Regions from separate parts of the Homo sapiens genome. Here regions 2, 3 and 4 are each linked to region 1. A link is a contact called in ENCODE Hi-C or POLR2A ChIA-PET data. All regions are on one chromosome and are shown on one strand. Each heading gives the region's core, a stretch centred on a gene start or an enhancer-like site at or near the end of the contact. The rest is flanking DNA. Distances are from core to core; before and after follow the strand shown. Region 1 has its middle 96 kb from the start of MKLN1-AS. Region 2 overlaps LINC-PINT (long intergenic non-protein coding RNA, p53 induced transcript). Region 3 overlaps LINC-PINT (long intergenic non-protein coding RNA, p53 induced transcript). Region 4 overlaps LINC-PINT (long intergenic non-protein coding RNA, p53 induced transcript).

Region 1 (2,866 bases), core at 72-2,571:
ATTTCACTCATTCCCTCCTTCCACAATTATTTGCTGAGTCCCCGCTTTAAGCACATAAAGTGAGCATCATACTCAGTGGTTGCCTTTCCTCATGATCAGTGCTTTTCTCTTCCTAATTATTAATTATTTTTATTTATTTATTTATTTTTTGGAGATGGGGTCTCCCTCTGTCACCCAGGCTGGAGTGCAGTGGCATCGTAGCTCACTTCAATCTCAACCTCCCAAGCTCCTTTCACTGTGTGCACACCAAGCTCACTCTCTAGTTATCTTTGCTGGTAAACTCGTGTATGTACTAAAAATGTATTCAATTGAGGAGTACAGTTTTTCATTTTAACAAAAAGCACACAAACTTCCCTAGTTCACTGCCAAAAACTCAATATTCTTTTAACTATTTGCGAGATTGGCAAATCAGTTAATCATTGGATGTCATTATAATTCTAGGAAGGTGATGGAAAGCCAATCAATATCACTATAATTATAAAGTAATAGATTCAAAAGACTTCTCTGAGACCTGGTTGCCAAGCTTATTCCAATGTTATATTAACAGTTTATATATATAAAACCCCCTCACCTAAACCAATCCTATAAATTTTTCATGTGTGTAGTTACAAGAATCTAATCAAAAGGAAAACTACTCTTTTATTTCTTTGTGGCAAAGGAGCTAACATTTCTACATGAACTGAAATGAAAAAACTTAATAACATCACTGGGATCTATAATTTTTTGTTCTGACATCTTTAATCACTTCGCTATTAGAGTATCTTTATTATAATTTCTCAATTTGTGCTAATAATGAGACCTTTTACATGTTCTTCAATAAGTCAATTTCAGAACGTGTTTTTAATATTTTTTAAATGCTGGAGAAAAATTTTTATATGGAGGTAGGAAGCAAAGTTAAAATCAATCACTGATCCAAATAAATAAAATATGATGTATATAACATTAAAAAATTATAGGAATGAATTTTTTGTTTGTGTTTTTCTGTGTCCTTCATGTTCGCTGAACTAAATATTATAATTTCAGTAATTTTTAACACTCTAAAGGAGAAAATATTGTAATAATATTTGGCTAGGTAAAATAAGAATCACACGTTTTATTTTTATTTTGCGACATTTGTGGTTCTTCAGCATGACATTGGCATTCTTCCTCTTCTGATGCAACTTCCTTCTCTGTTTCATTTTGTTTTGGTTGAAGTTGTTTCAACCTCCCCCTTCTCTGAGCAGTCTTTCAGCTTGTCTGAGGTTTTGAGCTGTCACTTTGTTTTCTGAATATCTACTTTTGTTTTTGGTGGCAACACCTACATATAAACATCTAGCCACCCATCCAAATGGACACACACCTACACACACTCAGACTCATAGACACACAGACGCAGATCTGCACGCACGAGCATGCACACATGCCCAGCCTCAACGCATCCATCCTCCTGCAGAGAGTTCAAACCACTCCAGCTGTTTCCTGGCCCTGGCCACAAGAGCAACAGTAGAGTTCTAATGTCAGTTCTCTGATTGGAACCAGCACTAATAAATGCTGCTGCTTCCAAGGAAGCCCTTACGTCACCTGGACCAAGGGGAAGACAGCTGTACAGGTTCAAGACGATGGAGCCAAGTGCTTCAGGCTGCATGTAGTGATACACAGGGGGAAGAAACGAGAATTGGGGTTGTACCTGAAGTGCTTTGTCCCAACTATCTTTTGACAGCCATGTACTGATAGGTTAAGACTCAGTTCCTAAGTATCAACTCTCTGAATCTTTTCCTGACATGCTAACTGTCCCTCCTCTGTACCGCTACAATCCTGTAGTTAAATGTTTATCTTCTCCTCTCCTGCCCTGCCAGGCCCATCAGATTTAAAACCTTTTTTTTTTTTTTTTTTTTTTTGAGACAGAGTCTTGCTCTGTCACCCAGGCTGGAGTGCAGTGGTACGATCTCCGCTCACTGCAACCTCGGCCTCCCAGGTTCAAACGATTCTCGTGCCTCGGCCTCCCAAGTAGCTGGGACTACAGGCGTCACCACCACGCCCAGCTAACTTCTGTATTTTTAGTAGAGACGGGGTTTCACCATGTTGGCCAGGTTGGTCTCGAACTCCTGACCTCAAGTGATCCATCTGCCTCGGCCTCCCAAAGTGCTGGGATTACAGGTGTGAGCCACTGTGCCCGGCCAAAAGAGACATATAAACAGAAGCCATGATGTCCCGGTCAGTCGCAAGATGAGATGGAGGCTCCCCATGCCATTACTCTCCCAGACTCAGTCAGGGCTTATATACTGTAGGGAAGGAAGGCACAGGGCAATTGAAATTGACCCTGCAGGGAAAGGCAAGAATGCCATGTGAACCTGACTAATGGTAGGATTTATGATTAAGGTTGTTTTGACCTAAGGGCAAGATGTATGGTAAATACATGCTCTTACATAAAGAACAACAGATAAACTGGAAATCTTAGAAGCCTTCCCAGAACTGGGGTTAATCAGAAGTCAACATGACGGATCAACATCCAAGGTGCTTTGGCCCCTACAAGGGACTACATATGAAAGTAACTCAGCAGCAAACAGAGCAGCTGCCTCCTCATCATCCCCACCACTGGGATTTCTTCTGGTGACCAATAAATAAGTTTGTAAATCAAATATAAAATACTAAGCCCTCCAACTAAACAGACCCCCTTTTGGCCAAGGGGGCCCCAGAAAATCCCAAAAAACTGAATTCCCAGCCATGATGAGAAGGGAGGTGGGACACACCTCCTTATACCTCCTCCCTTTTGGATTTGGGCACAACTGACCCATATTAATATTAAAATAGAGACCATAAGACTGTCAAAACAGACTTTTTATGGCAGTAAGATACCAAATTATAAACAAGACCCAAGGCCATGCCA
Region 2 (2,700 bases), core at 19-2,518, 220 kb after region 1:
AGTAACTGTAATTTGAGTCAGATAGTTTTTCTCTGATTTATGCTACCAGAGTGACTCATGAGGGCACAGCATTTTAGAGGCTCTTTCTGAGACAGAAAATGTCTCTGACTTTTGTCAAGTAAGTAATTATTGATGTAGCGTGAGGATCTTATAATCTAGAAGAAAAAATTATTTATTTTCATATGCCTATTAATTTTCCATCTGTTGAACTGAAGCCAGGGAGAGATGAATGCACAAAGCTGCTTCACCCTTCTGCTTCCTCCCAGGCTGAGTCTCTACTTCGTGTGTCCCCTCTCGCTCCTGGAGTCCCCAGTCAGCTCTTAGAGGAATCCTTGGGAACCTTGTTCACATGATACTAAATGACAAAACCTTTTTTGACCTTTCCCCCTACAGACAGACCTTCCTCTAGTGTCTTTGTCCAAGGTTGAATGATTGCACTTATTACACTCGAGTGGAATTATTTACTTACATGTCTCTGTCCCTTTCTAGAGAGTGACTTCCTTAGAGCAGGGCCTGGGTGGTCTTGATTTTGTATTTTAGGTAGGACCAAGCACAGCGTCTGAAACACACAGTAAGCCTTTAGTAATTGTGAAAGTGAACTTCTCCACATAACAAAATAGTGCTTTGGAATTTCTTTTCATTATACTGCAGTGATTTTTGTCTTTTTGACTTCAAAGTCACTCGCTCTCAGAATTGAAAAAATTGAAAGAAATGATAGTATTCTTCATCATTCCTTTTATGAGTCTAGTGGACTCTCTAGTCTTCACAAACATAGGACTGATAACTTGTTTTATATTAATATTTTGTTGTATAAATACCTGTATATTTTGTGTTACTGTGTGACAAAACTGAGTCTAAAATATGTGGCTAGAAAATCTAAGAAACCAAGATGAGAATCTTCAATGATTTGTAGATTATGTCATCTTTATATCATCATGGTGTGAGGTGTTTTCTTGGATTGAGTTCCGCTGAGACAGAGATGTATGTTATCTGTTTGGAAGGTGAAAGAAACATTTTAAGGGAAGCGAGATAGGGAAACAATTGGAGCCTAACTTTGCTGGACACTCTGGGAGCCAGTGTAAGGACCAGGCCTCAGTGTTAGCCCACATGGGTCACTTACACATCAGCTTTGGCCAGTTGCTGACTGAGAGGCAGCAGCGGGGTGCGGCATCAATTTCCAGTGCTTTGCCTGCCATGTGGGCCCCATCCGTGCTCATGGTACCGCCCTCCAGCGGAGCGATGGCAGCCAGCTGCCCGTGGAGAGCCCAGCAGCAAGCCCAGAAATAAGGCCCAGGGACTAGGGGTGGGGGCAGGTGGTGTCAGGCAAATTTGTGTGCTTGCTTATTTGATGTTTCAGTCTCAGTCCTTTGAATCGTGAATTATCAAGATAGAGACTATTTGAAACATTTAAGAATTAGAGAAAAATAATAAGCACAGTATTTTCTTCTACTTGAACTGGGGCCGTTCTTCCTTCAAGAGGGAGAAGCTTACGAAAGATTATTCTGCCTGAGGAGACCTCGCCACCCCCTGCTTGAACTTTGGTCCCTGATCAATTCTGCCTTTGAATTCCTCCAATTATTATAAAGTTCTTCCTTATATTGAGTAGAAGTCTGCCTTATGGTGATACGTTGTATTTCTCAGACACGGACCCGGAAGTGGCGCCTTCCAATTCCTCCTCCTCTTCTTTTCTCTTTCGTCAGCAGATGGCGTCTTCCTTCTCTTTTTCTTTCTTTCCTCCCTCCTCTCTCCCCACCCTTGGCAAACATTTGTCACCAGGATGGATGCTGTTAGAAAAACGTCTCCCTGTGACATGTTGTCTTTTCAAAAGGACAAGAAGGAAAGGAGGAAACAGGTTTTCATTGCTTAAGGCACATTAAAACTGGCTGGTTCTCTCTAGCACATTTCTTAGACAAACACCCGTTTTCCTTTAGACTCAGAGCTGATATGTTATTGTAACAGTTAAGTTTGCCTTTACATTTTTATTCATGCTGCCTTGCAGGTAGATGGTTCCTTTTGACTTTTTTACGTAGATGGGCACCTTTTGTTAATTTTACCTTTTTAAAATACAAATGTAGGCCAGATGCAGTGGCTCACACCTGTAATCCCAGCACTTTGAGAGACCAAGGTGGGTGGATCACTTGAGGCCAGGAGTTCGAGACCAGCCTGACCAACATGGTGAAACCCCGTCTCTACTAAAAATACAGAAATTAGCTGGGCGTGGTGGTGCATGCTTGTAATCCCAGCTACTCGGAAGGCTGAGGCAGGACAATTGCATGAACCCAGGAGGGAGAGGTTACAGTGAGCCGAGATCATGCCACTGCACTCCAGCCTGGGTGACACAGCAAGACTTGTCTCAAAAAAAAAAAAAAAAAGTATTTTCTAGAGAAAAATCTTTTGATGTACAGATAAATAGATTAAAATGGATTTGTACTTAGTTTTGGGAGTAAAACTGGTAAGACAGTGATTTGGCCTAATCACTTTGAATGCAGACATCGCTGGACACATGAAGATTTAAAATTGGGCAGAGAAAAAACTGGGCAATTTTTTTTTCACCTAGATTCTTCCAGTATTATGGGCAGAGAATACATACAACTTAGTGAAAGATTGTTAGTGACTAGAAGGATTTAATTCACATATATTGTAAAACCAGACTGCATGTGGAACAAACTGTGTGTTTGAACTAATTAAGTATTCAAAGAA
Region 3 (2,752 bases), core at 193-2,692, 200 kb after region 1:
GTCTTAATTTCCTTAAAGTTCATTTAGGAAATTGCATTAGAAAAAAAGCAAGCTTTTTTTTTTTTTTTTCCCTGGAATGCTGTTCATTTCTTCCTAGTAGGATACTGTGAATTTTCTAGCAGACCACTTGGTTCTATTCCAGACCAGGTACGGAACAGTTTTTCTTTGACAATTTTGAGATTACAGTGGAATGCAATCAAGTTTTTCAAGGACCTACCTGGTGAAGAGCTTTCTAAACTAAGCTGAGAGGAACTTGGGTTTTCATCCTGAGGGCAGTGTGGAAGCCAGGGAGGGAATTCATTTAAGTGGAGGAAAATCTCGACCATCCTTGTAGGGAGTGGATTAGCTGCAGTGTGAGGTTGGAGCAGTGGGAATAGTAGTTGGCAGAAAAGTTTAGTTATCCTGGGGAGAAATGATGAGGGCTTTGAGTTTTTTTGTTTTTTGTTTTTTGTCTTTTTTTTGAGATGGAGTCTTGCTCTGTTGCCTAGGCTTGATTGAGTGCAGTGGCACAATCTCGGCTCACTGCAACCTCCGCCTCCTGGGTTCAAGCAATTCTCCTGCCTCAGCCTCCCAAATAGCTGGGATTACAGGCGCATCCCACCATGCCCAGCTAATTTTTGTATTTTTAGTAGAGACAGTATTTCACCATGTTAGCCAGGCTGGTCTCAAAGTCCTGACCTCAAGTGATCCACCTGCCTTGGCCTCTCAAAGTGCTGGGAATACAGGCAAGAGCCACACCGTGCCCAGCCTGAGAGCCTTGAGTTCTGATCTGTCTTTTCCTCTCCTACTCAAACTCCTCTACCCCGAGGCAGAAGCATAGCTGGGGGGATGGAGGTGGAAATTGGTTGTTGCTTTTCCTCCAGAAGAGTTGGTTCAAAATTTTTAAATTTAAAGTAAATGATGGTAAGATCATGATGCAAGGATGTTAGAGGAAGCAGCCAGACTTTGAGATCAGGGCTGAGAGAAAGTAGTCAAAGGCCTTCTGCTGAGTGTACTCTGCCTCCAGCCACTGAGCCCACTTGCCCCATCTCTGTCTTTCCCGGGCCTGCTCACGTCTCTAGCCTCAGGCACTGCTTCAGAACCACAGTACCATCTGGCCTGGGTGTTCTGGCTGTTCTCAGTATTTCTGCTCTCATTTGCTGGAATTATGCAACACTCGGTCCTTCCTCCGAGGGCCGCCAGATGAGCCTACTTCAGTGCATCTGCTGTGGTTAAAACAGAATCTTCTGAGATGCGTTTATGCTAAGTTGCATACATATTTGTGTATGGTGATCAGCCCTGTTTACTTGGCATACAGCAAAATAGATCTATGTTTTCTTGCCACTGTTCAGTGATGATGTCATGTCATTCTGGGCAGAGGTAGAGCCAGATTGTAAGAAAGGACAGGGAACCAGAGCTGGGGGCGGAGCTGGGGGCGGAGCTAGGGGTGATTTCTGCAGTGATTGGGGGGTTGCACCCCCTCTGACATTATTTTGCTTTGGTGTCTCCATGGTCTGCTTTCCCAGGTTCTTCTCTATTGTCTTTCATTATAATGTTTAATCACTACCATGTTAACATACTGCCATAAAATAACACTCCACAATTACCTGGTAACAGATAGTATGGGTATATTTGAAGACATGCATTTCTCTTCTGAATTTGCTGTGAGTAGGGACTTGGCCTTTTTAACTTTTATTTCCCTAAGAAACCTGTATTCAGAATAAATAATTATTCACCTCTTATGTTTTTTTTCGCATGTCATCCAGGTTGCAAAAATATCTGGCTTTAATAATTCCGGAGGACTTAGTTTTTGGGGAGCAAAGGTAGTGAGTCAAACCTGCAAGCTTAGAAAGGAGAATTCATTTGAGTTTCATCATTCGGTCTGGAGGTTTCCTAGGCAACCACTTATGTAGTAATTAAAAGATGAGGAACTAAAAAGGTATGTGCTCGGCAATTTTAATCCTCAAATGCAATCCTTGTCAGATTGAGATCACAGAAACAACAACTTAAAATAAGTAAATTAAAAAGGCCAACATTTAATTAAAGGACACACACTGTTATTAAGGGGGGTGTGTGTGTGCGTGTGTGTGTGTATGTGTGTGTGTTGCTTTATCTTTTTAATGCTCTGTCTTGGAAGGGAATGTTCATATATATATGTATATATTTTATACTCACCTATTTGGGAAAGCAGAAGTGAGGTTATCGCTTCAAGTGACTGCTTTAGCAGTGAGGTTGGTTATTATTGGTTCACGTGTTTGTATCTGAATGTGTTACCATCAGTAGAATCTCCAGCATGTGGAGAAGAGAGCTTATTAGTCATGTTTCTTTTTTCAGTGTTCATGGGGGAGTTTATCCAGATGTTTTACTTGTTTCAGTCTACCTTAGATTGTGCTGAAATGTCCTCTTCTGTGGCTCAGGAGAAAGCGTAGAAAGGCCATTCATGAATAGAAATGAGAGACCCTTTTAGCAAGTAGAAACAACCTCAGTTTGCTAAAGGTTTTCCTCTTAACTCTTCACACTCACCCTTTTTATATAGGTTTCTACTCAGGTGACCTGAAGGATATGAGAAACATTTTTCTTCCTCTGTGAAACACTACCACTCCCAGACTTTAACACAGACTTTTCATTAAATTCCATTTTAACATTTTAATGAAAAAGGTGGCTTTTTTTTTTTCATGTGCCAGTGAAAGAGGAAAGTTCTGCTAGTTATGTGAGACTCACTTTCTTTTTTTTTGAGATGGAGATTCGCTCTTATTGCCCAGGCTGGAGTGCA
Region 4 (2,762 bases), core at 187-2,686, 250 kb after region 1:
TGAAACGTCTTAATCTTTGAGCACCCTAAGTCCTTGAGCACCCATTCATTTTTGTCTTTGACCTTCTAAGTGTCAGATTGGTTTCCAGTTTGAAACCAAACAAACTTCTTTGAAATTCTTGAAGACGTAGTTCCAGGGGAGCATAGCATAGCTTCCAGGTGGCTACTGAAATGGCTGACAGTTACTAAAGATGGTGAGGATAGAGTTAAAAGCAGCAGCACTCCCATTTTCTGATGATGGCAGGTGATAACCTTGGAATAAGAAGCTCCAAACTATCATGCCTGCTTAGGCACTAACTTCCTGTAATTGTAATAAAATTGTTGGCATTGCTGAGACCTACTGACACCTTCAGCAAACGTTAGTAAGGGGCATATTACGTGTCCAGTCCTCTGCTTGGTGATGGGATTTGACATTGAATGGGTTATCTTTCTCCTCACTCCACTCCCATCTCTCTGGATCTTCACCAATTCCTGCCCAGATAGATGCTGTATGTCCTGCTATCCGCCTCGTCCCCAGCCTTGCTGTCTCTCCTGCCAGCTCCCCTTCAGCCCCTCAGCATCCCTTTATTCAGGGTGGGAAAAGATGCCAGAGATGGGGCTGAGAGTTGCATCTGGTAGTTAGACTTTTCTCTCATGGAGTTTATGTTGCATCTTCCTCGGCCCTGACTTCTGCTTCATAATTTACATAGTTTATTTTAAATATGATGATGTATGTTTTACCATGTCTTCCTTCGGGGATTTTGGGATATTACCTTTGACAGTTATGTTTCTGTTTTGGAGGTCTTGCAGCTGGCATTATTAGCTTGAGGGAGAGGTGGGGCACTGGGGGTGCACTGAATATCTCCATGGCTTTCAGACCTTTTTATTAGAACCCCCAGGAGGAAATACCTGTTACCTTAGGGCCCAGCACACATATTTGTACATGTGGGTATGTGGTTTCCTGAAGCTTACTTTATGCAAGCTGGGATAGAGTTTTTTAATTCTATCACTTTTTCTTTTCCCTTTTTCTCTCTTTTTATTGTTCATCATAACCAGCAAAGTGGATTTCTTAACCTGCTAGTCAGTCGGTTGTCCTTTGACAAGCTTGCAGTATTTCAGTGCTATGGTAGGGACGCATGGTTTCTTGCCCTTCTCCCTGTATTCTTCAGTAACTTCTACAGCATTTTTTTACCCCTAAAAATGCCTCAAACCTGCCTTAACTTTATTCTTTATGGGCCGAGCTCTCTCCTTCCTTTTGTAATAAGCTTCTGTTTCTATTTTCTCACCTACTGTTCCCTTCTCAACTTTCTGTCTGAACTTGAACATTCTTCTCCTCCTGATCAATACCTAAGAATGCTTTTGTTTACCGTTTCGAATAAGATCAATCCTTCTGTGCTGTTAGATACCTGGTTATCTCTTGGTTGGTGCCATGGGTTGTAGAGAGACATCTGCTGGCCCAAGTGTAGTGTTGCATTGTTTTTCTGTGCTGAATCACCTTGTCATTTTTTAGTACCTTAAACTTTCATAGTGTGCAAGTGAGCTTGTATATTGGAATGTGTTGAAGTCATCTACCTAATCTCTTCAAGCATTTTTAGCATTTAGCTCAACATCTAATTAATTGAAATGTAGTCATACATTATAACCCAGTTTAAGGAGCTGCAATCTAGTAGGGGAAAAGGATTTCATGGTAAAACCTGAGTCCTCACCTTCATGTATTTTTTAATGAGACTGAAAAATGACAGTTAAATAAAGGTTCAGATCCATTTAAAACTTTTGGAAATGATAATTCACTCTTCCAAGATAAATGAGAACTGAATTTTTTTATTTGTATAAATTTGAAAGGTACAAGTGCAGTTTTGTTACATGGATATATTGTGTAGTAGTGAAGCCTGAGCTTTTAGTGTAACCATCACCTGAATAGTGTACATTGTACCCATTAAATAATTTCTCATGCCTTACCCGCCTCCCACTGTCTCACCCTTCCAAGTCTCCAGTGATTGTTATTCCACACTGTTATGTCCACGTGCACACATATTTAGCTCCACTTATCATTGAGAACATGTAGTATTTGACTACTCACTTCTGAATTTTTTCACTTAAAATAATGACCTCTAGTTCCATCTATGTTGCAGTAGAAGACATTATTTCATTTTTTATGTCTGAGTAGTAGTCCATTGTATATATCACCACATTTTCTTCATCCAGTCATCAGTTGATGGACACTTAGGTGGATTCCATAACTTTGCTCTAGTGAATAGTGCTGTGATAAACATACGAGTGCAGGTATCTTTTTATATAATGATTTGATTTTGGGGTGATATATACCCAGTAGTGGGATGGCTGTATCAAATGGTAGCAGAACTTAATTTTTAACTGGTGTAGGTTTGCAGCTTGGTTTCTTATGTGAGAGGTATGGTTGGTGCTAGCTATAAAGCTAGTGCTGGAAAAAGACAAAATCTGAAATCTATTGCTTCTTTACTTTGAAACTCTAGTTAGATTATCACAGTGATTCTGTACCATCCTTGTCTTAGCAAAATTCTCACTGATTTCAGATGCAAGTTTATAAAGGAATTGCAATTATGTACATACATCTAAGATTTCTCCATAAATATGACAAATTTTAAAGATTATAATTGCAAAATTGTTCTTTTAAACAAAACTAAACCAACATTGACCTATCTTTGAGGGCTGTTTCTAAAGCTAACAGGCAATAAACAAGATATTGTATCCCAATTTCCTGCTTTGAAAAGATCTCATTGGAGTAGTTGGTAGTTGTAGAAGTTT

The links. A loop is a pair of places that touch in the nucleus more often than their neighbours do. ChIA-PET counts read pairs that join two places held with the same protein, here RNA polymerase II (POLR2A). Pooled maps may share reads with other maps.
Region 2: a pooled map shows a loop between it and region 1 (4-fold over the local background). The contact joins two enhancer-like sites. A Hi-C loop is called at or near these places in 7 of 50 pooled maps. POLR2A ChIA-PET finds 5 or more read pairs at or near these places in 4 of 52 experiments (AG04450, CD4-positive, alpha-beta T cell, WTC11 and 1 more).
Region 3: a loop to region 1 is called in a pooled map, with 2.3 times the contacts of the local background. The contact joins two enhancer-like sites. A Hi-C loop is called at or near these places in 7 of 50 pooled maps. POLR2A ChIA-PET finds 5 or more read pairs at or near these places in 2 of 52 experiments (AG04450 and activated T-cell).
Region 4: a loop to region 1 is called in a pooled map, with 2.1 times the contacts of the local background. The contact joins two enhancer-like sites. A Hi-C loop is called at or near these places in 5 of 50 pooled maps. POLR2A ChIA-PET finds 5 or more read pairs at or near these places in 4 of 52 experiments (CD4-positive, alpha-beta T cell and WTC11).

What each region holds. Positions count from the first base shown.
Region 1 is chr7:131,230,131-131,232,996 of GRCh38, reverse strand. It overlaps a transcript of MKLN1 not described here. Among named protein-coding and RNA genes, the nearest start is that of MKLN1-AS, 96 kb to the left of the region's middle. RefSeq lists enhancers at 1,101-1,150, 1,561-1,610. Within about 2 kb of position 1,321, at least 17 of the 41 ENCODE cell types and tissues checked have a DNase peak (open chromatin) inside an H3K27ac peak, as active enhancers do; they include CD4-positive, alpha-beta T cell, where a contact is called at or near this core.
Region 2 is chr7:131,006,644-131,009,343 of GRCh38, reverse strand. All of the region lies in intron 3 of LINC-PINT (long intergenic non-protein coding RNA, p53 induced transcript), which reads left to right. Among named protein-coding and RNA genes, the nearest start is that of LINC00513, 95 kb to the right of the region's middle. RefSeq lists an enhancer at 1,621-1,720. Within about 2 kb of position 1,268, at least 34 of the 41 ENCODE cell types and tissues checked have a DNase peak (open chromatin) inside an H3K27ac peak, as active enhancers do; they include CD4-positive, alpha-beta T cell, where a contact is called at or near this core.
Region 3 is chr7:131,026,006-131,028,757 of GRCh38, reverse strand. All of the region lies in intron 3 of LINC-PINT (long intergenic non-protein coding RNA, p53 induced transcript), which reads left to right. Among named protein-coding and RNA genes, the nearest start is that of LINC-PINT, 83 kb to the left of the region's middle. RefSeq lists an enhancer at 1,179-1,318. Within about 2 kb of position 1,442, at least 21 of the 41 ENCODE cell types and tissues checked have a DNase peak (open chromatin) inside an H3K27ac peak, as active enhancers do.
Region 4 is chr7:130,981,010-130,983,771 of GRCh38, reverse strand. All of the region lies in intron 4 of LINC-PINT (long intergenic non-protein coding RNA, p53 induced transcript), which reads left to right. Among named protein-coding and RNA genes, the nearest start is that of LINC00513, 69 kb to the right of the region's middle. Within about 2 kb of position 1,436, at least 6 of the 41 ENCODE cell types and tissues checked have a DNase peak (open chromatin) inside an H3K27ac peak, as active enhancers do; they include CD4-positive, alpha-beta T cell, where a contact is called at or near this core.